Regions from separate parts of the Mus musculus genome. Here all the other regions are linked to region 1. Evidence: chromatin loops called from intact Hi-C (ENCODE). Cell type or tissue: left cerebral cortex. All regions are shown on one strand. Each heading gives the region's core, and the rest is flanking DNA. Links, peaks and the distances in the headings are about the cores only.

What was found. A loop is a pair of places that touch in the nucleus more often than their neighbours do. Peaks named below come from ENCODE experiments on the same cell type or tissue, not always from the same donor. Only the 100,000 strongest peaks of a DNase experiment are listed, where the experiment ranks them.
Region 2: it touches region 1 in a loop (2.6-fold over the local background); 2 of 42 quality-filtered maps call a loop at or near these places.
Region 3: it touches region 1 in a loop (8-fold over the local background); 7 of 42 quality-filtered maps call a loop at or near these places.

Annotation. Positions count from the first base shown.
Region 1 is chr7:6,277,135-6,287,239 of GRCm38, forward strand. It overlaps Epp13 (epididymal protein 13), which reads left to right. Exons shown (of 16, transcript NM_001177416.1): 14 at 286-407; 15 at 2,280-2,317; 16 at 4,334-4,727. The coding sequence ends at 4,361. Zfp667 (zinc finger protein 667) reads left to right here and starts at 9,446. Exons shown (of 5, transcript NM_001024928.2): 1 at 9,446-9,520. In left cerebral cortex, for the core only: CTCF peaks have their summits at 5,805 (motif pointing left), 6,004 and 6,510; DNase peaks (open chromatin) are centred at 5,790, 6,679, 7,179 and 7,614; H3K4me3 peaks cover 1,238 bases; H3K27ac peaks cover 1,316 bases.
Region 2 is chr7:6,186,969-6,197,073 of GRCm38, forward strand. Zfp444 (zinc finger protein 444) reads left to right here. Exons shown (of 4, transcript NM_028316.3): 3 at 1,166-1,274; 4 at 2,438-6,136. The coding sequence ends at 3,012. Among named protein-coding and RNA genes, the nearest start is that of Galp, 5.1 kb to the right of the region's middle. In left cerebral cortex, for the core only: CTCF peaks have their summits at 2,757 and 4,621 (motif pointing left); a DNase peak (open chromatin) is centred at 4,610.
Region 3 is chr7:6,170,329-6,180,433 of GRCm38, forward strand. Zfp444 (zinc finger protein 444) reads left to right here and starts at 2,185. Exons shown (of 4, transcript NM_028316.3): 1 at 2,185-2,246. In left cerebral cortex, for the core only: a CTCF peak has its summit at 4,253 (motif pointing left); DNase peaks (open chromatin) are centred at 2,009, 2,570 and 4,274; H3K4me3 peaks cover 1,056 bases; H3K27ac peaks cover 839 bases.

The DNA of each region.
Region 1 (10,105 bases), core at 3,135-8,134:
GTACATCCCATATAGCGCTAGTGTTACTACTCCAATTTACCTGAGTTGCTGCCTCATTCAATCTCAGAGACTGAATTCTGACTGGACTTGGCCACAAGTGGCCTCTGTTACTGAGCAAATAGTTTGCCTGGAAGTTGAGAGATTACTAAGATGGGAGAAAATGGCCACAACCTCGAATATAAATGAAACTTCCAACTCAGGAGACATCTAGGGGCGCAAGTTTGGAGTACCAAAGGGGAAGGGGGCTTCTGGGTATTATTAATCATCAGCAGCATTTGCCTTTAGTGAAGCCTCCTCCAGCCACCACCACAGTCAGGGGACTTGTGAGGACCAGTGGATGGAACTTTCTGAGGTGTGCCTACATGGTGATTACGTTCTTCTTCGTGTCCTACAATAAAGGAGACTGGGTGAGGAGGGAGCCTTTCTGTCTATGGAGGGAGGAAGGTTGACGAGAGGGAGGGGCAGGGTAGGGAGAGATGGAGGAGGTATCATGGGAGAAGGGAGTCTGCACAGAGCTGTCAGAACGGTTGAGGTCGGAGGGGAGACTGTCCTACGAAGTGGTCTCACCCGAGAGTATACTCATGTGTGTGTGTCTGTGCACAATCAAGTAGATGTCATCGGACAGCTTTCCGAAGCCAGGTCTCTCCTACTATTCTAGAATTGATATGCCTTCCCAGTGATAAACCACCCTGCACACTTGGAGATTCAAATGGAAAATTAGAATAATTGCACATGTACTGCTCTAGCTAATACCCAAAGAGGAGCTGGCCATGGATCAGAGATTTTACTAACTTAAATATACCCTGGTCATATGCATTTTACATTGTACTAGCCTCAGGGTACACTTTGAGCAATTTCAATGGAGACTGGAGGCTTCAAGTCTGGCCTCTGGGGCAGATGGGAGATATACACACTTGCTAAAATTATCTTTTATGTATACTAGTGTTGATTTCTTCAAACGGTTGTTACCCAGGGTGATCCTACCCATCTGGCAGAATTATGGTTTTACTGATAAGAGCACAGAGGCCTTAAGGCAGACCAAGATTCAATAATGGTTGTGACCCTGTGCTACCCTCTGGAGCCGCCTCTTAGAAGCATATTCTTTGACGTGGGGTTGCCTCCTTTTGTTATGAGAATGGAGCCTAATTGACAGACAGTCCTGGGGACTAAACATAAGCAGAAACTTTTTCAACAACCCTAAACTTTAATTACGGTATGGAGTGAAAATTCTGCACCAGCCTGGTGAGAAGCACACTGCTTACCTCACAGCAGCAGCACTCCTTCAACTAAACTCTTTGTGTAACTTACTATTTCCTAAGCAAGCCTGTGAGCACATCCCATATAGCGTTAGTGTTACTACTCCAATTTACCTGAGTTGCTGCCTCATTCAATCTCAGAGACTGAATTCTGACTGGACTTGGCCACAAGAGGCCTCTGTTACTGAACCACAGATGGGATGAGAGGCAGGCAGTTCTCTACTAAGAGTTGTTTCCCTGTGAACGACACTTTGTATCCTCACTCCCCAGCCCCCGCCCTCCATATTCCGGAGAGTCTTAAGGAACAAGTCTTCACATCTCTGCCCGCTGAGCAGTGGTCTCTAATGTAGGCTAGGATGCCCTTGGATGTCCAGGATGAAGCTCCTTCAGCTTCCATCTCCTAAGTGCTGGTGTTAGGGGCGTGAACTTCCACATCTAGTTTAGGGTGTGCTTGGGACCAACCCAGGGTTTCATGCATGCTGAGCAAGCACCATACCAACTGAGCCACATGCCCAGCCCATCTGAGTTGTGAAATCAAGCCCCTGGGTACCGGGTGTAGAGTGAATTTGGAGCAGGATACAAGAGCAAGAAGAGAGACAAGGATGGTCAGGCCAGGAGCTGTAGGTAGTAGTGACCCAAGGAAAATCCTGCTAGATTGGCTAGACCAGTGGTTCTCACCCTTCCTAATGCTGTGACCCTTTGATACAGGTCCTCATGTTGTTGTAACACCCTCAACCACAAAATTATTTTCGTTGCTACTTCATAACTAATTTTGCTACTATTATGAATTATAATATAAACATCTGTGTTTTCTGATGGTCTTAGGTGACCCCTGTGAAAGACCCACAGGTGGAGAACTGCTGGCCTAGACTCTTAGCAGGAATGTGGCTCATGGATTGGGGTTGAGGGCTGAGGGAGACAGGGGAACCCAGGAGGTAAATCCCCGATATTGTTTGATTTTTATTTTTTATTTTATTTTTCTCTGTTTCACATCCATGCCTTCATCATTGTTGTCTTCTCCAGTGTTACTGCCGCTACTGTAACCCGGACCTGGATCTGAGGTATGGCATGGCAGGGAAGGGCATGCCACCTTTTGCCTATGGGTCAGGGAGGTTGGCTTTAAACCTCTTGGTTTTTTTTTTTTTTACAGGGTTTCTCTGTGTATCCCTGGCTCTCCGGGAACCTTTAAACTTATTTAATTACACTGTGATGTTATTATTATTTGGGTGTGTGTGTCATGTATACTTTTGCCATGGCACACAAACGGTAAGGGGCAGCTTACTGGAGTCAGTTCTTTCCTTCTTCCTTACATGTTCCAAGGAGAGAACTTCGTCCTTAGTCTTCAGTCTTGGCAGCAAAGTGCCACTGGATTCAGGAGCTTGGTTTTAAATAACTGATTTTGAAGTTAGGCCCTGGTTCTCCCTCCCAGCTCCACGCTCCCAGGAATAAGACTCAGACTCAAATTGCCATGTAGCTAGGCTCTTCTCTGACTAGATAAAACTCAAAACATCCCATTTCTTGTAGCCTACATTCTGCCATGTGGCTGTCTACCTGTACTAATCTCCTCACATCTGCCTGGCAAATCTCTTGCTTGGTTCTATCCCAGAATCCTTTCTCTCTACCGGGTGTCCCACCTTCTATTTCCTGCCTAAGCCATAGGCCATAGGCTTTTAAACTAATGGGTGGTGCATCCATACAACACACACGATATTCTCTCTAAAACCTAATGTCCAAAGTAGGGTTTGTAGGCTCAAAGTCAGAGTCACAGAATTGCACGGCAAGTCCCAAGTTCATTCTCCCTTCCTGTGGGAGCCATGTGTGTTCCCCTCCCCAGCACAATATATAAAATAAAATAGAATATAATTCTAAGCTGGGCATGGTGGCACACGCCTTTAATCCCAGCACTCGGGAGGCAGAGGCAGGCAGATTTCTGAGTTTGAGGCCAGCCTGGTCTACAAAGTGAGTTACAGGACAGCCAGGGCTATACAGAGAAACCCTGTCTCAAAAATAAATAAATAAATAATATGTACATATTTTTTATTCTAAGTGGGATTATTATTATTATTAAATAAGACAGCTTGGGAGATAGTTCAGAGGTTAAAAACATGTACTACTTTTGCAAAGGACCCAAATTAAATTATCAGCACCCACATTATAGGACTTGTACAACCTGTAACTCTAGCCACAGGAGACCAGGTGCCCTGTTCTGACCTGCAAGGGCACCTGCATTCACATGGACACACCTACACACATACACACACACACACACACACACACACACACACACACACACACACGTACACACACATGCATAATTAAAAATAAATTAGGGGCTGGAGAGATAGATCAGTAGGCACAAGCACTTGCTGCTCTTGCAGAGGGTTCAGGTTTGGTCGCCAGCACTCACAGAGTGGCTCACCACCATCAGTACCAGGAGATCTGACACTCCCTTCTGGCTTCCACAGACACTGCATGTATGTGGTGCACATACATACATACATGTGGACAAATACACACGTAAAATAAAAGTAAATCTTTAAAAATATTTTTAAAAATTCGGGTGCTGATGGTACATGCCTTTAGTCCCAGCACTTGGGAGGCAGACATAGGCAGATCTCTGTGCGCCACCACTGCCCGGCGGAATTATGCAAAATTATGCTTGCTGGACTTACCTTAAGGATGGAGAAAGTTTAACCTGTAACATGGCTGTCAGGCTGCATGACCATTTCAAGGGTGGCAGAGGTAGGGGCTGTACAGGCTGCGTGAGCTAGGACGAGCAGGCGCTACTCCTGCCAGTCTCAAGACGAGATTTCTCGGGTTTGGACACACCTCGATCTCATTTTTGCTCCAGACTTGATCCCCTGGTTGCACAGAGGTCTGAGTGAAGTGGTATCAGCAGGTGGAACAGTTTGTTGGGGGGGGGGGGGCGAACAAAGTGGGAGGAGCCAGGCCCCGGACGTAGGTGAGAAGCGCAGGCAGGCTCAGGGGTCTCGAGTAAAGTCCTATGGGGTCTGAGAACATATGAAGACCTAAATAAGTGTCCAACTGTGACTGCCCTACTTTCTCCTCTTCCGTAGAGACGACCCCTGCTGTTCCTTCCAGTGAAGCCGCTCTGCTCTGTTTTGCTCAACCCTCACAAGCCCTCCGTCTCCAGAGCATTTCACTTCCCAAGGAAGCTCTTCGAACTCTGGCTTATCAACTAGCAGAGTATGAGTGTGTCCAGAGGCTCAGCAGGAAGCCGTCTGGGGACCGTGCCCTGTGACAATAGCCAGTAGAGCAGCCGAGTGAGCCTTTGTAAGGCTTTCCCCAACACCTTCTCTTCTGGGCCATTTTCAACCTTTCTTTATTGTGCACTAATTAATTGCTAAATGCTTGTTTCTTACATTCACAGAACAGCAAATGACACAGGGTGGAGGGGCGCTAAGAATCATTTATAATTTTCAAATAAAAAAACCCTTGATTTTTGATTGATTTTTGATTCAGTGCGTATTCAGTGAGTTCTGTGTGATTCTGTGTGTATTGAGGGCATTGGCTCAGCAGTGAGTATCTTTAACCACTAAGCTGTCGTGCTGACCCTCAAACAAAATCCAAGAGCAGACAGAAAGCCCTGTCTCTCTCTGCTTTCAGATGTTGAGTGAAACCTAAGTGTGCTTTAAAGCTTCCTGACGTGCTGGGCTTCCTTCCTCTCTTTCCAACGCTTCTCGCCTGTACTGCAGTAGCATGGCTTTGGTAGGTCCTACACCTTCTGCCTGGGTCAGTTCTTTACTCTTGAGTGTCTGTTTGTGACCCTTGTTAACTTATGTTATTAATGAGAATAAGAGCCCCAAGACGAACCCTGATTTCCCCAGTCTCATTTGATGGCTCTGCTGGGACTCCCCATAATTTCTGGTAACACCTTTTCCTGCCTCCTCCCCTTTCTCGTTTTTGTTGTTGTTTGTTTGTTTGTTTGTTTGTTTTGTTTTTTGATACAGAGTTTCTCTGTGTATTTGTTGTCCTGGAACTCACTCTGTAGACCAGGCTGGTCTCGAACTCAGAAATCCGCCTGCCTCTGCCTCCCAAGTGCTGGGATTAAAGGCATGCGCCACCACTGCTCAGCTCCTTTTTCTTTTTTCTTTTTTTTTTTTTTTGTTTGTTTTAAAGACAGGGTTTACCTATGTAACCCTGGCTGTCCTCACTGTGTAGACCAGGCTGCCCTTAAACTCTCAGAGATCCACCTGCCTCTGCCTCCTGAGTGGTGAGACTAAAGGCAAGTGCCACCACTATTATTTCCTGTCTTTTAATACTTTCATTGGCAGAGAAAATGGGCCCATATTCCTGCACCTCTATTAAACAGTGGATACGGAGAATCAGGAGTTGAGAGCCATTGTTGACTATATAGTGAGTTTCAAGCCAACCTGGAATACATGAAATTTTGTCTCAAAACAAAAAACAAGAGGATAGCTCAGCAGTTAAGAACAGGGCTCCTTTTGCAAAAGACAACAGCTCACAACTGTCAGTGACTCCAGTTACAGGGGACTTGCCACCCTCTTCTGGTCTCTGCTGGTACTGCATACATATGGCATACTTCCTGAAGGCAAATCACACATATAAAATAAAAACATCTTAAAAAAAAAAAAAAAGTAAGGTTCAAGGCTAGATACCGGTTATATGCACTGCTTTATCCTTGGCAACCACACTAACTTGGCTCCTAATAAGTTACAGTTCAGACCAGAGGAACAAGAATGCTCATCAGAGTGGGCAGTGACCCAGCTTGCCTCAAGCTGAGTCGGATTTTGGACTTCCTGTCCAATTTGGAGGAGAAAAGAAACCTGAGTACTCCATATTGTTGCATTCTGCTCACTTACTTTTTTATTTTTTAAAAGATTTATTTTTTTTATGTATATGAGTACACTATACCTGTCTTTAGACACACCAGAAGAGGGCAGATGGTTGTGAGCCACCATGTGGTTGCTGGGAATTGAACTCAGGATCTCTGGAAGAACAGCCAGTATTCTAACCACTGAGATATCTCTCCAGCTCCTGTTGATTTACTATAAAGCAGACAGCCAGACACAACGTGAGGGTTTGCACATACATATTGTTGCACAAATGCCGCCCCCCTCCCCCCGTCCTATACCCTCACTCCCACTCCAATCACTCCACACTCCAATCCTCACACGTCGCCGGTGCTCTTAGGAAGGTCATGAGAATCCTTGTGGGAATCAGCCTTTTTAGTTGACCTTGGAACTCTGGCTTGGGGGGGAAAAGCAGATTAAACACAGGGTCTGCTGTCCTCACATCTGACGCGAGGCGGCAGTCTCGTCATTTCCGTCTCCAGATCGCCACAGAATGCAAAACTACAACTCCCACAATCCCTCGCGCCTAGCCCTTTCTTCGCCTCCCTCTTTCCTAACACAATGCTAACACCCTAAGAATATCTGCAAGGCGTTTTCAGTCTTCCAAACCATTCCTTGGTTCAGACGTTTCTGCTAACAAACTCCGTTTTATTGACAAGCGCGCCTCCCACCTCTCTGCTTCCTTGACACTACAATACCCAGAAGTCTCTGCACCACTTCAAGCCTACAATTTGTAGCCTTGGAGACAGAGAAACGCTAGACCGCTGGTTAGGTTAGGGGGAGAAAGACTGCTTCTAGAGAGAGCAGGATTCCGACTGGTGGAGAGGCCTATTTGTTCGCTTCCTTTTTCTTTTTCTTCTTTCTTTCTTCACTTCATTTTAATTCTTTTTTATGTTAGTATACAAGTTCTAAGTTTTTTTTTAATTACTTTATGTATACGAGTACACACTGTAGCTGTACAGATGGTTGTGAGCCTATATTTGGTTGTTGAGAATTGAATTTAGGACTTCTGCTCACTCCGGCTCGCTCTCGCCCAAAGATTTATTTATTATAAATAAGTACACTGTAGCTGTCTTCAGACACACCAGAAAAATGCATCAGATCTCATTACGGGTGGTTGTGAGCCACCATGTGGTTGCTGGACTTTGCTTTGGAAGAGCAGTCCATGCTCTTACTCACTAAGCTATCTCATCAGCCTAAATTCTAAGTTTCTTTTTGGCCTTTTTTCATGCAATTTTTTTTCATGGTGTTGTTACTCTTTACTCCGTGGCTGGTCTTCTCAACAAACCCCTTCCCCAACCTTGTATCCTTCCACCCCCAGTAGGCAAAAGGACACATTTCAGGGTGGCATAAGTGTATTGAGGCGGGGCCTCTTCTTATTTCCTCTGGGTCAACTGGACAGTTGCAAGTATGACAGGAGAGGCTAGTCTGAGCATGCAAGGCGTGCACGTTCCTGAGGTCCAAAGAGGTCTCCTGGGTGTTAAGTTTCAAGCCCCAGACAAAAGTGCCTACTTAAGATATTAAAGGGGACCTGGCCACCAGGTTCTACCTGCCTTTCTCAGTTTGTACCTATTACAGGGCCCTCCTGGCAGGCATACTCTGCCCTCTACCCTAAACTTCTCCAGCCCAGGGGCTGGGCCACCCTTCCCCCAGCTCTCCTTCCCTATGCAATCCAATCATTTTGGTTACCTGGTCCTTTCACCTACTCTCTTTAGCCTCCTGGCCTCTTGGTCTAGCCCTCTTCTCTCCCCTCCTCCCTCTCCTCATATTGCTTAGGGTCATGTTCACTTTGGACTCTCTCAGACATCCGTGCCTCTGACTATGTGTCCCTTTATCTACAATAAACCTTCTCATCTACCATACCTAGGAACAGTCATGTTCTTCCCTTTTTATTTTATTTTAGTTTTCATTCACTGGGAAATGAATGCAACCTTTAGTCTCACCCTTTCTGGTCTCCAAGATAACGAATTCCCTGCCTCTTTTGGTAGTAACATCATAGTTTCTCCTGGATAGATGGAGGTTTTGAAAGACTTGTGAGAATCTGAGTCACACTTCTTCTTTGGAGCCTCCCACCCTGTACCCCCATTCTTGGACTGGGGCTCTCTCAGTCTCTTGGTTTCCCCTTTAGAGAAATGATGTGTAGAACTTAACCTCTGTGCTTCCCTCCTACTTCCTATTTCTGGGGCCTCAGGTAAGGTCCAATGTGCTTGGAACCTCAGTTTTCCCATCGGTGAAATGAAATGCTGTGTTTGCTCAGTAGTGCCGTTGTTTCCCACATGACCATTCAGATGTCACAGTTGACGCTCATCACTGTCTTGACTGAAGATCTAAATGAGTCACTTCCCTTTCTCTAGGCACTTATATTTATACGCAGGTTGGGTATACTGAATTGTGCAGCTGACAGCATTTCACTTGTGCACACACCAATGACTGTGTTCTTGCTAAGGGATGCCATAACAGGGTCTGGTGTCTAGTCTACCCTTATCCTGGTGATTGCTGTGCGACCCGAGAGTCATTCCTTGTCCTTCACTGAGCCTAGGGTTTCCTCAAGTATTACCCCTATTCTCTTTCTACTTGGTGAGATGTAAAGTGACTCCGGAAGTGGCTTGAATGGAGTTATAATTTGATAAGGTAGGACCAGAAATCATTAGGGTTGCTCAAGAGGTTTAGGGCAGGCCTTTCCCCTTTACGTGAGATTTATACTGAGTTCCTAGAAAATTTCAGGTTTATAGTTTGGGAGGGAGTACGGCCTTATAAGTGTTGAATTGTGCTGTGGAGAGTCTTCAATCAGACTCCAAGGTGGAACGCTCCTCTTCTCACGTGCCCATCGTTTCCCCCATGGCTTTCTAAACAGCCACAGAAGAAACTCTGTCCTCTCCTCTGAGGGTCACAAGGTCTCCAGACAGGCGACAACGAGGATGGAAACACCCTTTTGGGCGTGGATATCCTTAGTCTCTTGCCAAAGCCTGAGGTTGGCGGTACAAGCTCGCGGTTGCGCACGGCGTAAGGCGCGTGGAAGCCCAGTGAGTCCGAGGTGTGGAACGCTAGGAGAAGCATCCCGGAAAGGACGCATGCTGAATGGACTCTAACGGGAGCTTGGCCGAACCCCTTAGAAAAGCGCTTAGCGTAGGAGGGCGCACACGGGTCGGCAGAATAGCCAACCAAATTATTGAGGGCGTGGCCTCGCGCTGTCTCCGGGGTTCTGCGACTGCAGCGTCTAGTTGCGTGTCAGGGGGCGTGGCTCCGCGCTCCGGGGGAAGCCCTGGGGGCGGGGCCGCACTGGCCTGCGTCCTTCTGGAGGGGCGGGGGGACCGGGGAGAGGCCCTGAAGGGATCCCTGGGGGTCTGGGAGGCGAGTGCGCAGGCGCGGGAGCTCTGTTGCTAGCAGTTCTGTGGCAGCTGTGAGACGGAGGACGCAGCAGGGAGACAGGTGAGGGGGTCTGGTGACTGCGAGCCTTCCTTCAGTGGGAATGATTGATAGCGTGTGTGTGTGTGTGTGTGTGTGTGTGTGTGTGTGTGTGTGTGTGTGTGTGTGACAGAGAGACAGAGAGAGACAGAGACCTGTTTGCGTGGGTCGCTCTGGTGATCTGAGTTGATTCGGGTGCACGCCTGAAGCTTCGTGTATGCTTGGCGTATATTGTTTGTTGTGGGGTGAACACAGTATGAGAATCCTTCAGGAGACTCCACGTGTGTATATGTGTGTGCGCGAGAGAAGAGAAGTGGAAGGGGGGCGCGGGAGAAGGGAAGTGGGAGGGGGGAAGGGAGAGGGAGAGACCGACTAGGCCTGTGAGCCCCAAGAAACAGGTGCGAATACCACCAACTGCGTGATGTGACCAGTGTGCCCTGTGTAAAGGAAGACACTACAAGGGGCCGCTAGTGGATGTAGGAACAGAGTTCTGAGCATCTCGGTTGTACTTGTGTGTGAGTGTGATAGACTGATGGAGCTGTTTATCATAGTCTGAGGGCACTCGGCCTGTGGGGCCCAGGGACAGGTGACTGTACAGGTCCTAGTGGG
Region 2 (10,105 bases), core at 1,998-6,997, 91 kb before region 1:
GTGCCTCTGCTGTGTGATCTAGGTCACCCTCCCTCCAGCCAGTGGTCCAGTACAGTTAAGACGGGAGGTGAGGAGAGGGGTGCTGTGTGTGTAACTCCTGCATCTCTCATTTCCTAGCACCAGAGGAATTCTGAGAATCACTTCTTGGGAACATGAGCTTAGAAATCTACCCTGTGTCCTGCCTGGTTCTTAGCTTCATGCTTTTCTGAGATAAAGGTTGCTTCAAATTTACATTTTACCCAGACACCAGCAGTTCAAGTAAGATTCAAAACAAAGGAATGAGTTACCTGTTACTTGATAGCAAATGCCCCCAAAGCTATGAAGTTGTTGTGGGCCAGAGGGTAGGCGTGACTGGGGAAAGTGGATCTGTCACAGGGCCTCTTGAAGAGGCCACAAGGTATTGACCATGGCTGTCACCACTTAAAGGCTGACTTGAGGCTAGAACCCCATTTCCACTGAATTTGCTTGCACTGGTTGACAGGAGACTGAGTTTGAACAGCCTGCAGCAGCAGCAGCCAGCTTCCCTTCGGAGATGCAGCGAGGCAGCTCAGTGGCTAAAGGTCCTTGTCATCAAGCCTGATGAGGAACTGAGCCTCACATGGTGAGGAGGAAGCCAACTGTCAAGAGTCATTCTCTTGACCTTCATATGTACAATGTATTTCCCATCCCTGACACACACACACACACACACACACACACACACACACACACACACACACACACACGGTAGAGAGAAGGCTCTTCAGTTAAAAGCTCTTGCTGCTCCTGCAGAGGACTGGAGTTTGGTTCCCAGTGCCCACGCCAGGTGGCTCACGACTTCCTGTAACTTCAGCTCCAGAGGATTGGATGCACACTCTTACATGTATGCTCATGTACCAACCCCCAAAACCACAGAAATGAGTCTTCAGTGAAACCAAAACAAAACAGGCAGTAGTGTTGCACACCTTTAATCTCAGCAAAGAGTGGCAGATCTCTAAATTCAAGGCCAGCCAGGACTAGAGTTCCAAGACAACCAGGGTTACACAGAGACATACTTGAAATGGCTAGAAAAACAAAACAAAAAACCCAACAAGACAGGCAGTAGGATTTCAGAACTGTGTGGTGGGAGAATGGCAAATACAGGATATTATAATTTCTCAATTTGGCATATGCTATCTCATTTCAGGGCCCAGCAACCTCCCCAGATGGGTCGTCAGCAATGAGGGCACCTCGGGATGTGACCGAAGGCCCGGGGGTCAGTGTTGGAAAGGAAGAAAGTGGGGCAATTCCCTTAGGTGAGCAGCCAGCTCCTTCTTCACTTCATTCTTGGTAAAGAAAGAAGTCTTTGTCTCCCAGGCTAAGTCAGGGACTGACCTGGCAATTTTAACTCACTGAACGCAGTAGGGACAGCTCACATAGGCCCCTGCCTTTGGGGAACCAGCCCGTGGAAGGTGGGCTCACACGCCTACTGTCTGCCAGGTGCTGCTCTGCCAGCCTGCGGAAACTATAGCATACCAAAGCAATGTGATCTTTGGAGCTAAGATCTCCTTGTGCAACCCAGGCTGATACAGTCTCCTGCCTCAGCCTTCCTAAGTGCTGAGATTTGAGGCATGCAGCTGCCCAGATCTGGCTGTAGTGTTTTTGGGTGCAGGGTTCTAGAAGGACTTGCCCAAGGGTGGATGCTGCTAAATCCAGACTGGGCCCAGGCAGCCTGCCTCGAGGCCTCTGCACCCCAACATACTCTGCCTATCCCAGGTGCTATGGTGGCCTGTGTTAAGTTCCCAGCCCTGAGCTGGGCATGGAGTCTGTTATGTCACATTTGGATGAAGTGACTCCTTATATCTCTCAGACGGTGGGGCAGAAGCCAGATATTCAAGAAGAAATCAAATAGCAGCTGAGGGTGGGAATAGGGCAGCAATGAGAGACAAGTGGGCATTTCAGACAACAAAGGAAGCCAAATTCATGATGTAAAACTACTGGAACCAAGGTTGTGGACATTCCTGGGGCTCCACAGAGCAGATGGGAAACCTAGACAGAGGAGTCATATGGTTCGTCTGTCCCCTAGTTTCCCTGCCTCAGTCCATTAGTTTGTTCCATTTGGACACCCCCAGCCTCTTATAGAGCAGTCAGCCCACCCATTATGTTCTCAGTAATGTACCTCTCTCCCCACCGCCTGGCTCCTCCATCCATCACCTTTGTTCTTACATCATTATGAACCCTCACCCATGTGTCCATCGGTCCACTCCCCCAGTACTCCCTCTACCGCCTTGCCACCATTTTGTCTCCTTACTCCCTACTCCCTGTCTAGTCATCTACGCCTTGGTGTTTATTAGGCTGCGTGAAGCTCCTTGCTAGGAGGCACAGAGGTGGGAAACCTGCCCTCCAGCCACCTCCCTGCCCCAAACTGCTGCCCACCAGCTCAGCCCCAGCCCTGACTGCAGTGCACCTTTTCCCGCAGGAACCTCCTCTGGGACAGAGGTACCCGCAACGGAGAACAGCGGGGCCATGCGCCCATACAAGCAGGAGCCGGGCAGCCCCCCACCAGCTCCACTGGCACCGGTCCTCCCTGCCTTCCTGGCAGCTCCAGGCACTGTGTCGTGCCCGGAGTGCGGGAAGTCTCCCTTGAAGCCGGCGCATCTACTGCGCCACCGGCAAAGCCACTCCGGTGAGAAGCCGCACGCGTGCCCTGAGTGCGGCAAGGCATTCCGGCGTAAGGAGCACCTGCGGCGCCACCGCGGCACGCACCCCGGCAGCCCAGGGCCTGCACTGCGCCCCCTGCCTGCGCGCGAGAAGCCGCACGCGTGCTGCGAATGCGGCAAGACCTTCTACTGGCGCGAGCACCTGGTGCGCCACCGCAAGACACACTCTGGCGCGCGACCTTTCGCCTGCTGGGAATGTGGCAAGGGCTTCGGGAGGCGTGAGCATGTGCTCCGTCACCAGCGTATCCATGGCCGGGCGGCCGCGGTAGCTCAAGGGACTTCAGCACCAGGTCCAGAGGGTGGTGGTGCCTTTCCGCCCTGGGCTCTGGGGTAGCTGGGGTTCTAAACACCTGCTGCAGGGCGTCATCCCCTTAGAGTTCTCCCAACCCCATTGCCTCTTCCCTTTTGGGCCCCATATCCACTCCTCCCTTCCTTCTGGAGTTCTCAGCTTTCACCCACCCCTGCGAAAGACCCTTCTCTCCTTCCCTCATTCCATCCCCTTTTCATGGAGGAGAGACTTGCCCCAGGACACCCTTCAAGTGAGAAAGGGGGCTCAGGGAAGGAGCAGTGCCCCCACTCCTCCCTTCCAAGGATCTTGATCTTGAACCCCAGGACAGAGTCGGGGCCAATGGAGAGAAGAGGCCTGGACCCGGATCTGGTTCTCTCCATAGCCTAAAGGAATGAGGTGGGGAGAGGTACCCGAGAAAGCTTGTCACAGATGGCAGGTCACCAGCACCTGAGAGAGTAATAAAGTGACTGACTCAGTGTGTACAGGAGTCTGACTCTCCGGTGTTGTGGGAGCTGAGCATCTGAGGCACAGGGGACTTGGGGACTCCTCACACATCGCAGGAAGAAAGACTAGACTCGGAAGGTCTGGCAGCAGATCACTCCCATCCTGGTTGTCCTGGCTGTATATAGCTTCAGGTAGGTGGACCGCCCCCGAAATCCCCTTTTCTGAGCAATAGTTCCCGTTTCGTAAGTCATGGTGCTTGTAATGTCGCCCACAACCATTACTAAGTTAATAATATTGCTAGGTGCCTCCGGTCCACTCCTAATAACCAAGTGCCAGCCAGCAGGTCTGAAAGCACCTCAGTTCTTCACAGTGACCGTCCAGGAATCTAGACCTAACTTCTCTTCAGGATGCGCTTCTTTGGGTATAAAGTCTGCCCAGTCTGCTGTGGAGCAGACTCTGGGACAGTCCTTAGCCTGGCCCTGCTGGCTCTTCTGGGTACCAGCTTTGAGCTCCTGGGCTCTGCTTCCTTACCAGAACTCTATGTAATGGCATCACACAGTGGAGGGAGGTAGAGGAACCCCAATGCCCACTCAATTTTTTTTTTCCTTAAGATGAGAACTTGCTGAATCAGTCTAAGCTGACCTTGATCTCATTGTGTAACCAAAGGTGACCACAGATTTCTGGTTCTCCTGTCTCCATCTCCCCAGTTTGAAGATCATAAGTATGCACTATGTCGTCTGTGATCTTAAAAGGCATGTGCCACCATGCCCAAGTTTTATTCCGGGTTTGCTTGGTGGGTTTTTTTTTTTGTTTGTTTTTTTGTTTTTTTTTTTTTTTTTTTTTTTTGAGACAGAAATGTCATGTATTTCTCACTATCCTGAAGCTTGCCATATATCAGGCTGCCCCCAGACTCATAAGAGATCCGCCTACCTCTGCCTCCTGAGTGCTGGGATTAAAGGTGTGGACCACCATGCCCGGTTCTCGTTCTTAATGCATACATGGGACCTTCCTGGAATACATACCCAAAGAAATGGTCGAAGCTGGACACAACTATACTTTTAGGAAAAGAGTAAGTGTATGAATAAGTGACAGAATGGGTAGGGGTGGGGCTCTGGCAGAAATGGGAGTTTCGCTAGGAAATACAGTTAGGAGGGTTATATGATGCTATCTTCATGAGAGTATGCATTCCTTTGAGGCAGTGCTGCCCTCTGGTGGTGAGGGCTGTTTCTGGAACTAAGAAGGCATCATCTCTGGGAGTTTTTTCACCTCAAGTAAGAATGAGCAGGTAGACAGCCCTTTCCACAAAGAGGTTTTTATTGTTGTTTTGGTTTTGGTTTCTCTGTGTATCCCTGGCTGTCCTGGAACTCGCTTTGTAGACCAGGCTGGCCTCAAACTCAGAAATCTGCCTGCCTCTGCCTCCCGAGTGCTGGGATTAAAGGCGAGTGCCCCCACGGCCGGCTCACAGAGGTTTTTCAGGAGCATATTAACTCATCCTTTACACCTTCAGTAGTCTTGACTGTGGCGCTCCTGCCCCAGCCCCTGTTAACCATGCTGCTGCTGTTGCTTCAGGCTTTCCAGTCCTAGTGGCAGGAAAGTTATCTAATTCGTTTTTCCAAAATTGTATAGCTACTCTGTTTCAGAGACCCACAATGGTGTAGAAGCAGATAACACCATCCACCTTTGACAAAGCTGCCAAGCCCCAATGTCCACCCTAACATGGCTAATGAACCCTAGTTCTGAAGACCACACCAAGACATTGATGCATGCCTCAGGGTCCACACCCATGCAGTATCTTTCATGGCAGCACTTGGTGTGGAGGTGTCCGTCTTGTGCAGTAAGACAGGCTGGAGAAGTCACATTATCAGCTGCAGGCTTTCAAGTTACTGGGAGGAGCATGGAACAATGGGAAGGTGGGGGTGTCGTGCAGACAGAGGCCATGTCATTTGGCATAACAGGAAGCACACAGTGAAAATGCTGTGCTTGTCTGAGATGAATCAGTGGGTAAGAGCACTTGCTCTGTAAACAAGGACCCGAGCTCCATTTATCAGCATCTATAACATTGCACTGGCGCAAAAGCAGAATTCTTACTAGAGAAATAGAACTGAGAACCAGTTCTCCTATAGCCACCCAGAGGCCAGCGGTACACACTGAAGAAAAGATGGCATCTTCAGCAGATGGTGCTGGTCACACTTGATAGACACATTCAGAATGAGCATGCATTCATATCCATCACCCTGCACAAAACTCACCTCCAGATGGGCCACGGGCGTCAACATAAGTCCAGATACCTTGAATCTGATAGAAGAGAAGATAGGGAATAGGCTTGAACTCGCTGTCCCAGGAAAGGGGTTTCTGAGCAGAGCACTGATAGCCCAGGCACTAAGTGCTACACTTAATAAATGGGGCCTCATAAAGCTGAAAAGCTTTGCACAGCAAAGGACACTATCATTCAAGCAAACTGACAGCGGGAAAAGAAATCATTACCAGCTACCAGTCTAGCAGAGAGTCTGCACCCAGAATGTAGAGAAGACTAAAGAAACCAAGCAGCATGTAAACCCAGCCCAATTTTAAAAGTGAGGCATGGCAATATACAGAGTTCTCCAAAGGTTAAACAAATGGCCGAGAGACGTTTTTACAGTGTTCATCATCTTTGCCATCAGTGAAAATGCAAGTTAAAGTGACTTTGAGATTATTTTAGCCTAGTCATAATGGATATGATTTAAAGGAAAGAAAGAGAAAGAGAGAAAAAGATAGCTGGGCAGTGGTGACAGACACCTGTAATCCCAGCACTCAGGACACGGAGGCAGGCAGATCTCTGTGAGTTCAAGGCCAGCCTGGTCTACAGAGTGAGTCCCAGGACAGCCAGGGCTACACAGAGAAACCCTGTCTGGAACAACCCCAAATAAATAGATAACAAGTGCTGGTGTTGGTGTTGAATAGTGAACACACACTTGTTGCTGGTGGAAATACAGACTAGTGCAACCACTATGGAAGTCAGCCTGGAGGTTCCTAAAAACAAGAAACCAACAAAAACCGAAAATAGCTGCACTGCTCATGGGCACATGCCCCAGAGACTCTACCATCTTATTATAGAGACACTTGTTTGTCCGTGTTCATTGTTGCTCTCTTTATAGCCAGAAGGTGTAAACTGCCTAGATGTCTGTGGTAGTTTGTATATGCTTGGCCCAGGGAGTGGCACAATTAGGAAGTATAGCCTTGTTGGAGTAGGTGTGTCACTGTGGGCATGGGCTTTAATACCCTTATCCTGGCTGCTTAGAAATCAGTATTTTCCTAGCAGCCTCCAGATGAAGATGTAGAACTCTCAGTTCCTCCTACACCATACCTGCCTGGACACTGCCATGCTCCCACCTTGATGATAATGGACTGAACCTCTGAACCTGTAAGCCTGCCCCAATTAAATGTTGTCCAAATAAAAGTTGCCTTAGTCATGGTGTCTGTTCACAGAAGTAAAACCCTAAGACAATGTGTATTAGCCAATGATGTCCATCAAACTATGAAAATATGCGTGTACACAATGGGCTGTTCAACTGTTAAGGACACAAAACTCAGAAATTCACAGGTAAATGGATGGAGCTGGAATCAAATCATTCTGAGCGAGGTAACCCAGACCCAGAAAGGCAAGCGTCGCACATTTTCTCTCATTGTGGACATCAGCTGTATGTCTTCACATTTCTATGTCTCATTTGGGATGTTCATGAGCTCAGGAAAGTAGTAAGGGGTGGGCTGGGTAGGGGCTTTCAAGGGAGGGGAGATAGAAAGCAAGCGGTAATAAAAACACAGAGGCAAAGCTCCAGTTGACTTCATCAGTCAATCATGGGAATGTGTAACTTGAAGAACCGAGACAGAGGGACTGTGTGAGATGAAACTCAGCTAGGCAGGGTCACCCCAGGGGCCTGCTCTCTGCACAGTGCTGGTATAGCCATGGCCTGGTTCTGCCGGAGTTTGGCTCCCCCTCCTGGTGACAGAGAGAGACAGCAGCTCCCATGGCTAGGTCATTCTTTGAGCAAAATGAAGAAACAGGTGAGAGAGGGTGTAGAGAACACTGGGAAGAAATGTGGAAATGAGGCGACTGGAGAACTGACTCAAGGCCTAAGAGCGCCTACTGCTCTCTCAGGGGGCCCAAGTTCAGTTCCCAGCACACATACCTTGTGGCTCACCACTTCCCTCTAGCTCCAGGGGATCTGGCACCCCTTTCTGGCTTTTGCAGGCACCTGTGTATACCTGACATGCATTCAGACACATAGACACATAAATAAAACGAAAAAATATTTTGGACGAGAGAGAATGACTAATGAGGATGTCTTTGGGCCTCCCTTCTCTTGACTGTTCCCCTCCCTCCCTTCTTCCCTCCCTGTGGTCTCTAGGTAACCTCCTCTAGGTGTCCATCCCATAGCCTTCTGTCCTTTGTCCTGATGACATCACCTCCCATCCTCTCTTCTCTTTCCCAGAAAAGCCATTTACAGTTCTTGTCATTTTATTCTTCCTGAGAGTCCTCCTCCTCCTCTCCCTCTTCCTCCTCCTCTTCCTCCTCCCCCAGATCTGAGGTCACACAAAGGAAACTGCAGCCCAACAGCTCTCATCCATGCCTTTCCTTGACTTGACATTTTTCAGCCAGAACAAGAAGGAACAGGGGCTGGTTCCAGAAGCACTTTAGGTGCGGGGAAGGGGGGAGGGAGGTAGAGGGGGTGGCTGATGTAAAGAGAGAAGAAAGTGCTCCATGGTCAGTGGGATATGGGAGGGAAAGGGGGCCCTTTGGCAGAGAGGAAGAGACAGAACTCCAAGAGAACCCAGACTTTTTTTTTACCATCTCTCTGGGAGCAAATGGCATTGCCAGGAGTTATACCCCCCACACACACTCCCACCCTCACCCCCAGTTTCCTCTCAAAATTGGCTGCTGTCCAGGGCAAAGAGGGAGAGAAAGGAAGAGAAAGATAATAACAAAAGCAAGGAGAGAGCTGGAACACACACAGTGGTCCCATAAGTTGCTCACCCTACAGCTGTATTGAGATCCAGGAGCTATCTGCTCTAGGAAATTATTGGCCAGTGAGATAGCTCATTGGGGGAGTGTGCTAGCCATCAAGGCAGTGAGATAGCTCATTGGGGGAGTGTGCTAGCCATCAAGGCAGTGAGATAGCTCATTGGGGGAGTGTGCTAGCCATCAAGGCAGTGAGATAGCTCATTGGGGGAGTGTGCTAGCCATCAAGGCAGTGAGATAGCTCATTGGGGGAGTGTGCTAGCCATCAAGGCAGTGAGATAGCTCATTGGGGGAGTGTGCTAGCCATCAAGGCAGTGAGATAGCTCATTGGGGGAGTGTGCTAGCCATCAAGGCAGTGAGATAGCTCATTGGGGGAGTGTGCTAGCCATCAAGGCAGTGAGATAGCTCATTGGGGGAGTGTGCTAGCCATCAAGGCAGATGACCTGACTTTAATACCCAGGACTCATATGATGGGTTGTCCTCTGACCTCCACACGTGTGTTATGGCATATGATTACCACAAATAAATAAATAAGTGATGGAATTTTAGAGAATATATGTGTGCGCATGGGTGAGTGTACCTGTATGCACACACAAAGGCCACAAGAGGGTGCTGTGTGTCCCTTCTCACCACTCTCCACATAAGCCTTTGAGGTAGCATCTCTCCTAGAACCCAGGACTCATTCTTTTTCTTGGTTAGGCTGGTGATCTGCCTGTTTCTGTCTATCCACCCCTTGTCCCAAATTGAAGCAGGGAATATAGGAGGATATAGGACATCTGGCTTGTTACATGGATCCTGGGGTCCAAATTCCTTGGACCTCGTGATTGTGCAGCAAACACACTTAACATCTGTGCCACCTCTCCAGTCCCTTATTTTGTTCCGTGGTTGGTTGAGTCAGGGGTTCACTAAAGACCAGACTGGCCTGGAACTCATGAGCCTCCAGCCTCAGTCCCCAAAGTGCTGGGATTACATGTGTGCGCAAGCCTTCCGGGCTGAGAGGTGGTGACGCACACCTTTAATCCAGGCAGTCAGAAAGCAGCAGCAGGTGGATCTCTGTGAGTTCAAGGCCAGTCTGGTCTACAGAAGGAGTTTCAGGACAGCTGGCACTACACAAAACTCTGTCCTGGAAAACAAACAAAAAGAACAACCACAAAAAATAACTATGAGCTTTCAAAGTCAGCTCCAGGAGCCATTTTTAGAATGAGGTTCATGGAGAAAGGAAACACTGAGAAACACAGACAGACAGACAGATGTACACATGCATGTGCACGCATGTACACACACACACACACAAAGAAGAAAGGACCTTTATTATACATGCAACAGAAGACACAGGTCAAACTAGGTGTGATAATAGCTATTATAAAACTTGGAGGTGTAGGAGAATCAAGAGTTCAAAGTCATCCTCTGCTGAAACTGGAGTTGAGGCTAGCCTAGGCTACAGATACCCTATGTCAAAACAAGAACAACAAAGAAACACAAGGGGATCTGAGATGGCTCATTAGGTAAGGTACTTGATGGCAAGCTGTCACGACAAATTGAGTTCCATTCCTGGGACCTACGTGGCTGAAGGAGGAAACCAATACTCACAAGTTATTCTCTGACCCCCAGCACACACACACACACACACACACACACACGATGAAAACAAAACAAACAAACAAACAGAAAACCACAAAACACAGGTTAGAGAGACCA
Region 3 (10,105 bases), core at 2,000-6,999, 110 kb before region 1:
TGCCCCGCCTGGCAGCAAGCACTTTTACTTAGCTGAGCCATCTCAGGTTTTTGAGAAAGAGTCTCATGTAGCCCAAGCTGGCTTCAAACTCACTGTATAGTGGAGGGGAAGACCTCAACCTCCTGATCTTCCTGTGTCCACCTCCCACGTGCTGAGATTACAATTTTCAGTTTTACAAAGGAAGGAAATTGGGCCACTGAGATCGCTCAGTGAGTAAAGGCACCCGCAGCCAAGCCTGGTATCCTGCTTTCAATCCCGTCTCTGCCTGGGGAAAGAGAACCAACTCCTGAAAGCAGCCCTCTGTCCTCCACGTAACAAACTGTGACACGCATACACACTCATACCCCCCCCCACACACTGTCCTCCACGTAACAAACTGTGACACACATACACACTCATACCCCCCCCACACACACACTGTCCTCCACGTAACAAACTGTGACACGCATACACACTCATACCCCCCCCCACACACACACTGTCCTCCATGTAACAAACTGTGACACGCATACACACTCATACCCCCCCCACACACACACACACTAAATCACAATAAATATGTAGTAAAAAAAAAAAAAGCCAATATAGATAAACGTGAAAATAAAGCTGGGCATGGTAGTTCACACTTCAAATTCTGGCATTCTGGAGGCGGAGGCAGAGGATCATCCTTAGCCAGACAGTGAGTTGGAGACTAATCTGGGCTACAAGAGACTCCGTCTTAAAAAAGTTTTAAATCATATACGAAAAGAATCCAACTAGTATGTGAAAAGCACCACTAGGAAAAGAATGTGGTATTGCAGGCTCGCTCTTCAAATAGCAAAGCAGCTTGTGTGGTTAGCACACTTACCAAGATGAGGGACAGAGAGGGCAGAGAGGTGGGACAGGATTAAGTTTAGCTGTTGTGGGGATAGATCCGTCTCTAAGCTGTAAACTAGTGAGTAAATAGAAACTAGGGCAATGGTATTGTCCATCCACGAATTTGGTAAGGACAATAACAACTCTGCTTCACATGATTTCCTTTGTGTGCCAATGTCACCTTTTTTCGAAGTCCAGTGAGGAGGGGAGAGTCTCTGTCTGCCCCACTAGCTTGTAAGAGCCATCTATCACGTAAACAGAAAGTCTCATAACCTTCTTGCGCTCCTGCGAGTACGTGTGTATGTGGTGCGTTGGGGTAGTAGGTAGGGGTAGGGCTGGAAAGATGACAAAGAGGTTAACAACGAAGCACAAGCTATTCTAGACGTCCTTCTAGCACCTACATGTGGCTCACAACCGTCTGTAATACAGGTCTAAGGGAATCCCACGCCGCTTTCTGGCCTCCGTGGGTACTGCGAGCACATGGTGCACCGACTCAGCGAAACACCCATACATATTACAAAGAGCAAACTCAAAACCTTCTTGCCTTTTCTGAGGTAGGGAAACTGAGGCTTCAGTGTCCGTAGGGGGCTACACAAGCGCCGTTTGACACGTAATATTTTCCTTCCTATTCACAAGACGGGAAACTGAGGCTAGAGAGTGGACTGACAGTATGGGACGAGCGAACTAATTCTCAGAGGTCAGGTTTCGTTGACCAGCCTCAACCTTCCTTTAACCTAGTACTGGAGCGGGAGGGCGATACTGCAACTGTTGTCAAGGAGACGGATCTCCCACTGCTGATCTGAGGAGAACTCTGGCATAGCCTCCACGACCTCCTCTATAGGCGCTTAAAGGTCCTGGAGGCGGGTCTCCCAAGTGTGCTGCCTCCCCCGGTTTCCACGACAACGAAACCACAGATTCCTCTTATCCCTCCCCGACCCGTCCGCGTTTGCCAGAAGTCAGCCGGCGGGGTGTCTTGTGAGGGATGGTAGAGGAAGGAAATCCACGTGAAATCTGGGAAATGTAGTCCAAAATCAGAAGCGCTCTGTTTGCGCCTGTGTGAGCCAATAGGAATCGGGTTTTCTTCTTTACACTTTAAGAAATGTAGTTTTCTGGCTAGCTCGGGACGCACGAGCGTACAGGACTCATCACAGTAGGGCTAATGGAAAGCCGCTTTGTCGCGATGTTTCTTGGGAGATGTAGTTTCCAGCTGGGAGAGGTGGGAAGTGTTGGGTAGAATTAGCGATTCCTAGTGTAGAGAGTGAGGGGACGTGGGGGCGGGGAAGTACGGGTGAATTTGGCGCAAAGCCTGCTGGGGCATGGAGTCCCGATGAGCTTTGTGCGCATGTGCGGGAAGGTGAGGTTGTTTGGGGGGCCTCGCCCAGGAGAGTGAGGTGAGCTAGAGGGAAAAGGAAGGGCTGGGGAGTCCGGTGTACGGGGAACGGGCGGACCACGGGGAGGGGTACCCAGGTCTGGAGGAGGGAGAGGAAGGGAGGGATGGGCGGCTTGGGGGAGGGGGATGATAGGAGGCTGGAGGTGGGGTTCTGGGGGCGGGCCGGGGAGCGGGAGGAACGCGAGATGCAGACGCGGGAGAGTTGGAGGCCTGGGGAGGCTGGGCAGCGGGAGGGGGCTGGGATGTTCGAGGGGGAGCCCTGGGATGGTTGGAAACTGAGAGTGGAGTGGAAGTTGGACCCCACTGAGAAATCCTGGGGCGCCGGGACCTCTAACCTCTTCGAAAAGGATTGCGGGAAGGGGTCTATCCAGGGGCACCGTGCCATAGCAGCGTAGACCGGTGCAGGTGGCTAGTCCTGTGTGCTGGTCACACGTTCACACGCACTTCTGTCGAGTTGAGGTTCTGGAGGATAAGTATTTCTTCATTACAAGCGTATCCGCCTCATTAGCTTGTCGCGAGAGGCGAAATTCATTAATGTGCAGAAGGGGCTTGGAGACAGGTTTTAACAGGATAAGAGGGACTTAAATCTCTCGGTTCTGATCCTCCTGGCTCAGCCTCTCACGTGCTCAGATTACAAGCGTTGGCCTAGTTTTTTTGTTTTGTTCAGGGTTTTTGTTGTTGTTGATGATGGTGTTTTGGGTATGGTCTCCTGTAGCCCAGGCTGGCCTTAATCACACTCGAGAGCCATGCCAAGCTTTAAACCGGTGAAAGTAATTGAATTTAAAAACAAACAAACAAAAATACTCATCTTAACTTTTTTTTTTTTTTTTTTTGGTTTTTCAAGACAGAGTTTCTCTGTATAACCCTGGCTGTCCTGGAACTCACTCTGTAGACCAGGCTGGCCTTGAACTCAAATCCGCCTGCCTCTGCCTCCCAAGAGCAGGGCTTAAAGGCATGAGCCACCACTGCCAGTCTTCACTCCTTTTTATATGCTATTTTAACACCTATTCCAATTTACAATTTAGTCTTGGGCGCTTGTTTCACAGTGGCTTTACGTAAATGACTCACAAGGAGTTGGAGGGTTAATGTGTGTTGATAGTAAATGCAATAGGTGGGGTTTGTTTATTGCCAGGTGGTGTTCTGGGTACTTTTTTTTTCTTTTAATGATTTATTTTTATTTTAACGTGCATCCATATTTTGCCTGCATATGTGTTTACTGCATCCTCTGATTCTAGAGTTTCAGTTGTGAGCTGCCATGTGGGTGCTGGGCATTGAACCCAGGTCCTCTGGAAAAGCAGCAACCAGTACTCTTAACTGCTGAGCCACCTCTCCAGCCATGCTCTGGGGTACTTTTTTGCTCTTTATTTTACTTGACTTTCCAACCTCGATTATTGCTCCCATTTTACAGCCAAGGAGATGGAGATTAGTCTTTGAAAGGAGCAGTTGTTCTTTGACCGAGGACACATTGCTGGTACGCAGCTGGAATCGGTTCCAATTCCGAAGCCCTTGTCCTCTGAGTAAATATTTGGTGAGTTGTGCAGCTCAGGGCACAGAGTGCCCAGTGCAGATTCCTGGCCTTTTGAAGGACCATTGATGGATTCAGAGAGAATGAACATCAGGGTCGAAGTGTAGGAGAGAGAGGTAGAAGAAGGGGACACTGAAAGTTACGCATTTAATAGAATAAAAGTAAAACGAAAACAAACCAAAAACAGATGCTGGGGAGATGGCTCAATGGGCTAAAGTACAAGCTGAGGACAATCAGAACTGGGTAAAGGTTGAGCAGCACAAGGGCACCTCAGTGTGTGTTCACTGGCTTCTCATCGCAGATGAAAAGGCAGGCTTTAGGTTCCATAAGAGACTTTTAAAAAGGAAGGTAAAGGGGCTGGAGGGATGGCTCAGCGGTTAAGAGCACTGGCTGCTCTTCCAGAGGTGCTGAGTTCAATTCCCAACAACCACATGGTGGCTCACAACCATCTGTAATGGGATCTGATGCCCTCTTCTGGTGCATCTGAAGACAGCAACAGTGTACTCATATACATAAAATAAATAAATAAATCTTTTAAAAAAAAAAAAAAAGGAAGGAAGATAAAGAAACCCTAACCTCGACCTCAGGCCTCCACAGGCAACGCGCACGGAATGCGCTTGAGTGCCCACCCCCTCCAGAAATCAACAGCTTGGTGAAGTAGAAAAGCAGTTAGAGATTATTGATGTGGGACACAGAGCTCTCCTCTTTCCATGGTATCGTGGACCTTGCTCAAGAAGTCCACTGCCCATCCTTTGGGGCCAAGCGAGGAGGAAATAGTTAACTTTTGTAGCATTTAGTTTAACTGGTTTGTCAGCCAAGAGTTACTTTTTGTGACCTGGAACTTAGGATATGTGGCATAGAAAGACTAATGACTAACCAGTGTCAGTAACTAGTTACTAAGTAGTCAGTGTTAGTAACTAGTAACTTTTTAGCCAGTGCCCTAATTGACTATTTTAGTTCTGTAGGCTCTGTGTGCAGAAGGAAAAGCTAACTGTTTATCTCACCAGCCCCTGCTTTCCTGCCCAGCCACTTTAAAACCCCGTCCCTGCAGTAGGTGACAAGCAGCTTAGGATCCTTATCACCCACTTCTGGGCCAATGCTGAGTTACTCTTGATCTGGCCCTGAAGGCCAGTGCCTGAACGTGCACTTGCTGAGGTTTTCCATCTTAACCTTTGCCGGGCATCCTTTTGAATTCTCTACAGCCCTTACTCCCCTGCCAGGCCCAGTGTGAAGGTCTGCAGGCCACTGTAGGGTGAGGCTTCTGAGGGATATAAATATGTATCTCACTGTTACTTCCATTCTCTTACCTCATCTACACGTGTGTCTCCTCCTACCATACGGCTCTCGACTGGCCACTTTAGGTCATAAATCTGAATTTTCTCTTTATTGCAGGAATTTGGGCTTGCCTCAAAGGAATGCCCCCTTTCACTTGATCCAGACATGAAAGACATCTGCTGTGGACTTTGACGTGGGGAGTGGGGTGGGGGAGTTGCTGACCGCTCAGACCATTTGTGATTGGAAACTACTATGTTGATAGGCTTGTGTCTCCTAGGGCTCCAGGGAGGGAAAGAGCTGGCAGGAACCCGTTCCCATTCCTCCTGCCTAGCATCCACACCACAGTGCTAATCAACCAGGGTTAGTTCTCTGTTGTCCCTTTCCATCAGCTAAGAAAGGAATTTGTTTTGGGAAATTGATATGTAGTTTATGGCATGTTTTACCTTCAGATAGTAAAGCCACAGAATGATAGAGTCTTAATTCCACCTTATAGACAAGCATGCCAAGGGACCGGCGATGTGACTCAGCTGCTAAGAGCACTTGTTGTTCCTGTAGATGACCAGGGTACCTCTTCTTTTTTAAATATATCACTTATTTTTATTTTATGTGCATTGGTGTTTTGCTGGCATGTATGTCTTTGTGAAGGTGTCAGAAACTCTGGAACTGGAGTTACAGGTAGGTGTGAGCCACCATGTGGGTTTTGGGAATTGAACCCAGGTCCAGCCAGAGCTCTTAACAGCTGACCCGTCTATCCAGCCCCGATGACTAGGGCTCTAATCCCATCACGCATATAGTGGCAAAAACCAAAAACCAGTATAACTCCAGTGTAAAAAACAGATAAGCATGTTGAGAAAGGCTTGCTTTCCTTTTTTTTTTTTTTTTGGTTTTTCAAGACAGGGTTTCTCTGTATATCCCTGGCTGTCCTGGAACTCACTTTGTAGACCAGGCTGGTCTCGAACTCAGAAATCCACCTGCCTCTGCCTCCTGAGTGCTGGGCTTAAAGGCGTGAGCCACCACGCCCAGCTCCTTTTTTTAAGATTTATTTATTATTATATATAAGTACACTGTAGCTGTCTTCAGACACTCCAGAAGAGGGCGTCAGATCTCATTATGGGATCTCATTATGGGTGGTTGTGAGCCACCATGTGGTTACTGGGATTTGAACTCAGGACCTTTGGAAGAGCAGTCAGTGTTCTTGCCCACTGAGCCATCTGACCCCTGCTTTGCTTTGCTTTGCTTTGCTTTGCTTTGCTTTTCTTTTCTTTTCTTTTCTCTCTTTCTTTCTTTCTTTCTTTTTTTTTTTTTTTTTTTTTTTTGGTTTTTTGAGACAGGGTTTCTCTGTATAGCCCTGGCTGGCCTGGAACTCACTTTGTAGACCAGGCTGGCCTCGAACTCAGAAATCCGCCTGCCTCTGCCTCCCTAATGCTGGCCACGCCTGGCTGCTTTTCTTTTTTTAATTCTCATTTATTTTGTGTGTTTACGTCAGGGTGAGGAGGAGCTGACATGAACATGCCATGGTGTGTGTGTGTGTGTGTGTGTGTGTGTGTGTGTGTTGTCTCATACACATAATATACTTATTTATATGGGAAAAAGGACAGCTTGAAGGAGTCCATTCTTTGCTGTTCAGTGGGAGTCCTAGGACTCACACTGGGGTCCTTAGGCATGGAGATAAGCACCTTTACCCACGGAACCATGTCACTGACTCCTGGCATCTTCCTGTTCTTTGTAGGAGTGCCCTCTTTACAATGTCAGGTACCTGGGCTCTGCCTTTTGCAGTGATTCTGCTGCCAGATCACTAACAGTAATGTGGAGTAGTGGGGTTTTTTTTTCCCTTTAATTACTTCCTTACTGTGTATCGTCAATTGATCCTCTCAGCTGTGTTCAATTAATTTAGCTCTCAGCAACTGTAGTAAAAATTTAAAGCTAGGTGATGGTGGCTTATGCCTTTAATCCCAGCACTCAGGAGGTGAGGTAAGCAGATCTCTTAAGTTCAAGGCCATGGGGCTGGCCAGATGGCCCAGCCAGTAAGAGCACGGACTGCTCTTCCGAAGGCCCTGAGTTCAAATCCCAGCAACCACATGGTGGCTCACAACCATCCGTAATGAGATCTGATGCCCTCTTATGGTGTGTCTGAAGTCAGCAACAGTGTACTTATTTATAATAATAAATAAACCTTTAAAAAAAAATGTTCAAGGCCATTCTGATCTACAGATGGAATTCTACAACAGCCAGGGCTACACAAAGAAACCCTGTCTCAAAACACACACACCCCCCAATTAAAATTAATTGTAATTACAATATAAACATTTATATAATGAATAATTATATATAAGTATAATTTAATTTTACTGCAAACATCCCCCCATCCCAAGCCCTTGTATATTAATTTCTCTACTATGCCTCCCAAACTGGTGAGCTCTTCTCTTTGAAACAAGAAAATATAAACATAATGCATAAAGACAACATGCTCAGTCCATTTATTGTTCCTTGGATGTTTATGAACTCAGGGCTGGCTATTTGCTATTTTAAAGCCTATTAAGGGACTCATCCCTGAGAAAGGCTAATGTTCTCCCCTCCCCTCCCTCTCTCTCTCTCTCTGCAGCCATTACTTGCATGTAGTTGTTTTGTCAAGGGTTGGGGTTCCTCCTCAGCTAGTCTATTGATTCTTGTCACCATTCAGGCCTTGTTTAGGCAGCTGTATTGTTGGGGTATCATAGGTTCCCTGTTAATTCTAGAAGCTGTAACGTCACACCAGACTTCCCGATTCTCTGGCTCTTGCAGTCTTTGTGCTGCTGCTTCTGTAGTGTTCCCTGAGCCTCAGGTGTGCAAGAATTGTGTGATAAATGTACTCCCCACGGCCCACGGATCTCTCTGTATGACAGTTGTGCTTTTCTCTCTTTGCCGGTCCAGCAAACTGGAGCTGGTAGGTTCTCCTCTAAGACCCAGGACCTCAATAGCCCCGGCAATTCCGCTAGATTTCTAGTATCAGAGGTAGGATGTAGCCTTTTAATTATTTATTTTTTTAAAGATTTTATTTATGTATATAAGTACACTGTCGCTATCTTCACACACACCAGAAGAGGGCATCGGATCCCATTACAGATGGTTGTGACCACCATGTGGTTGCTGGGATTTGAACTCACGACCTCTGGAAGAGTAGTCACTGCTTCTAACTGCTGAGCCATCTCTTCTCATCCCCGGTTGTAGCCTTTTAATAGACAGGCAGCCCATGTCGCTGCAACGTAAAGACTCCAGGAGAGATTAGAAGAGATGGAAGCTAAGCCAGGGCCAGGTTTTAGAGGGTTCATGCATAACATGGAGTGGACAGAACAGTAAACTAACTTTGAGCATCCCAATCCCAAGTTATGGTGACGATAAAGGTGACTGAGGTCGTGTAGGGTGGGGTGTCTTCCTTTGTGTTATCAAGCTCAGAGTGCCGCATCTGTAAGAGGCTCTTTGCTTTGACTTAACAAGAAACCAAGGGCTTCGAACCTTAGACATAGTATTACCGTGAAAACCTTACTCCTGTCTTACTGTCCTTGACAGGACCCCCACGAGGCTTCAGGCTCCCCGAGGACTGTGATTCCAGGCTAGTGTCTCTCGTCCTTAGTGCAGCCGACTCAATGATGGCTGGGGCCGATGTGTGTGGAGAATGCCCCAGAGTATTCAGTTGTGTCTCTGGCTGTACCCTTCAGCCACAAGCAGCACTGTTCACTCTACCTCCTGTCTGACACTCAGAATGTCTCCAGGACTTTCCTGGGAGTCAAGCCACCTTCCAGGTTTAGAGCCATGCCCTCATCCACCATCTGTCTTCAGGAACTGGGGAAGAGGAAGGGCAGCTGGCTTTCTTGTGACTTGGAGGTTTTATGAGGGAAACACATGCAGATAGGTACTGGAGCCCTTGGCAGTTGGCCACATTTGCCAGCTCTCAAACATAATTTGGTAGCTGCTACTGCAGAGCTTGTGTCCCCCCTCCCCCATGCCTCTACCCCCTCTCTCAATTCACTGACTGTAACCCTAGCCCCCAAAGTGTCTGTAGGGGGAAGTTAGGGGTCATGGAATAGAACCCCCACTCTCTTGGGATTAGTGCCCTCTTAAAAAGAAGAAGAGCGCCGGGTGTGATGGCGCACGCCTTTAATCCCAGCACTCGGGAGGCAGAGGCAGGTGGATTTCTGAGTTCGAGGCCAGCCTGGTCTACAAAGTGAGCTCCAGGACAGCCAGGGCTATACAGAGAACCCCTGTCTCGAAAAACCAAAAAAAAAAAAAAAAAAAAAAGAAGAAGAGCTGTCATGGTAATACATACCTGTGATCTTAGCATTTGAAAGATGGAAAAGCAGGAAGGTCAGATGTTCAAGGTTATCCCATACTGCTTAATGAGTGAGACAGTCAGATACTGAGTAGAATCCTGCAGTAATTATAAGTGTTCCTGCTGGGATGGAAGGGTATTCTGGGACTTGGAAGCCCAGGAGCCACGCCATTCTAGACAGGGTATCTCAGTGGAAGGGCATCCAGGGACTGGAAAGACCAGGGAGCACACACCTTGGAGGGGAGAAGGTATCCCACTGGGAGGGCGTCCTGAGACAGGGAGTCCTGGCGGGGACCACAGGCTTCTGAGAGGAAGCATCCCAGGGGAGGCATCCGCAGGTGAGCTGAGGAGCTCCGGGGCCTCAGCCCCACTTCTCTGCATCTTCCCCTCCTCAGTAGTCGGGTAGTAAGTAGGCAGGGCAGACAGTACCCACGTCTGAGTTCTTACTACAGGCAGGCTCCACTGACAGGCCTTCCTGTGTTCTCTTTAAAGCCTTTGAAGAGGTCTTTAAAATTTGTGTGTGTTACACATTTGGGTGCTCCAAGAGGCCAGAAGTCAAATTCTCCTAGAATTGGAGTTACAGCCAATCTGGGCCCTAGGAACAGATTCTGTGGAAGATCAGTGAATGCTATTAACAGCTAAGTGTCTCTCAAGCCTACCCCCCCAACCCCCAATTAAAAAAATTTTTTTTGTTGCTTTTTGTTTTTCAAGACAGGGGTTCTCTGTATAGCCTTGGCTGTCCTGGAACTCACTC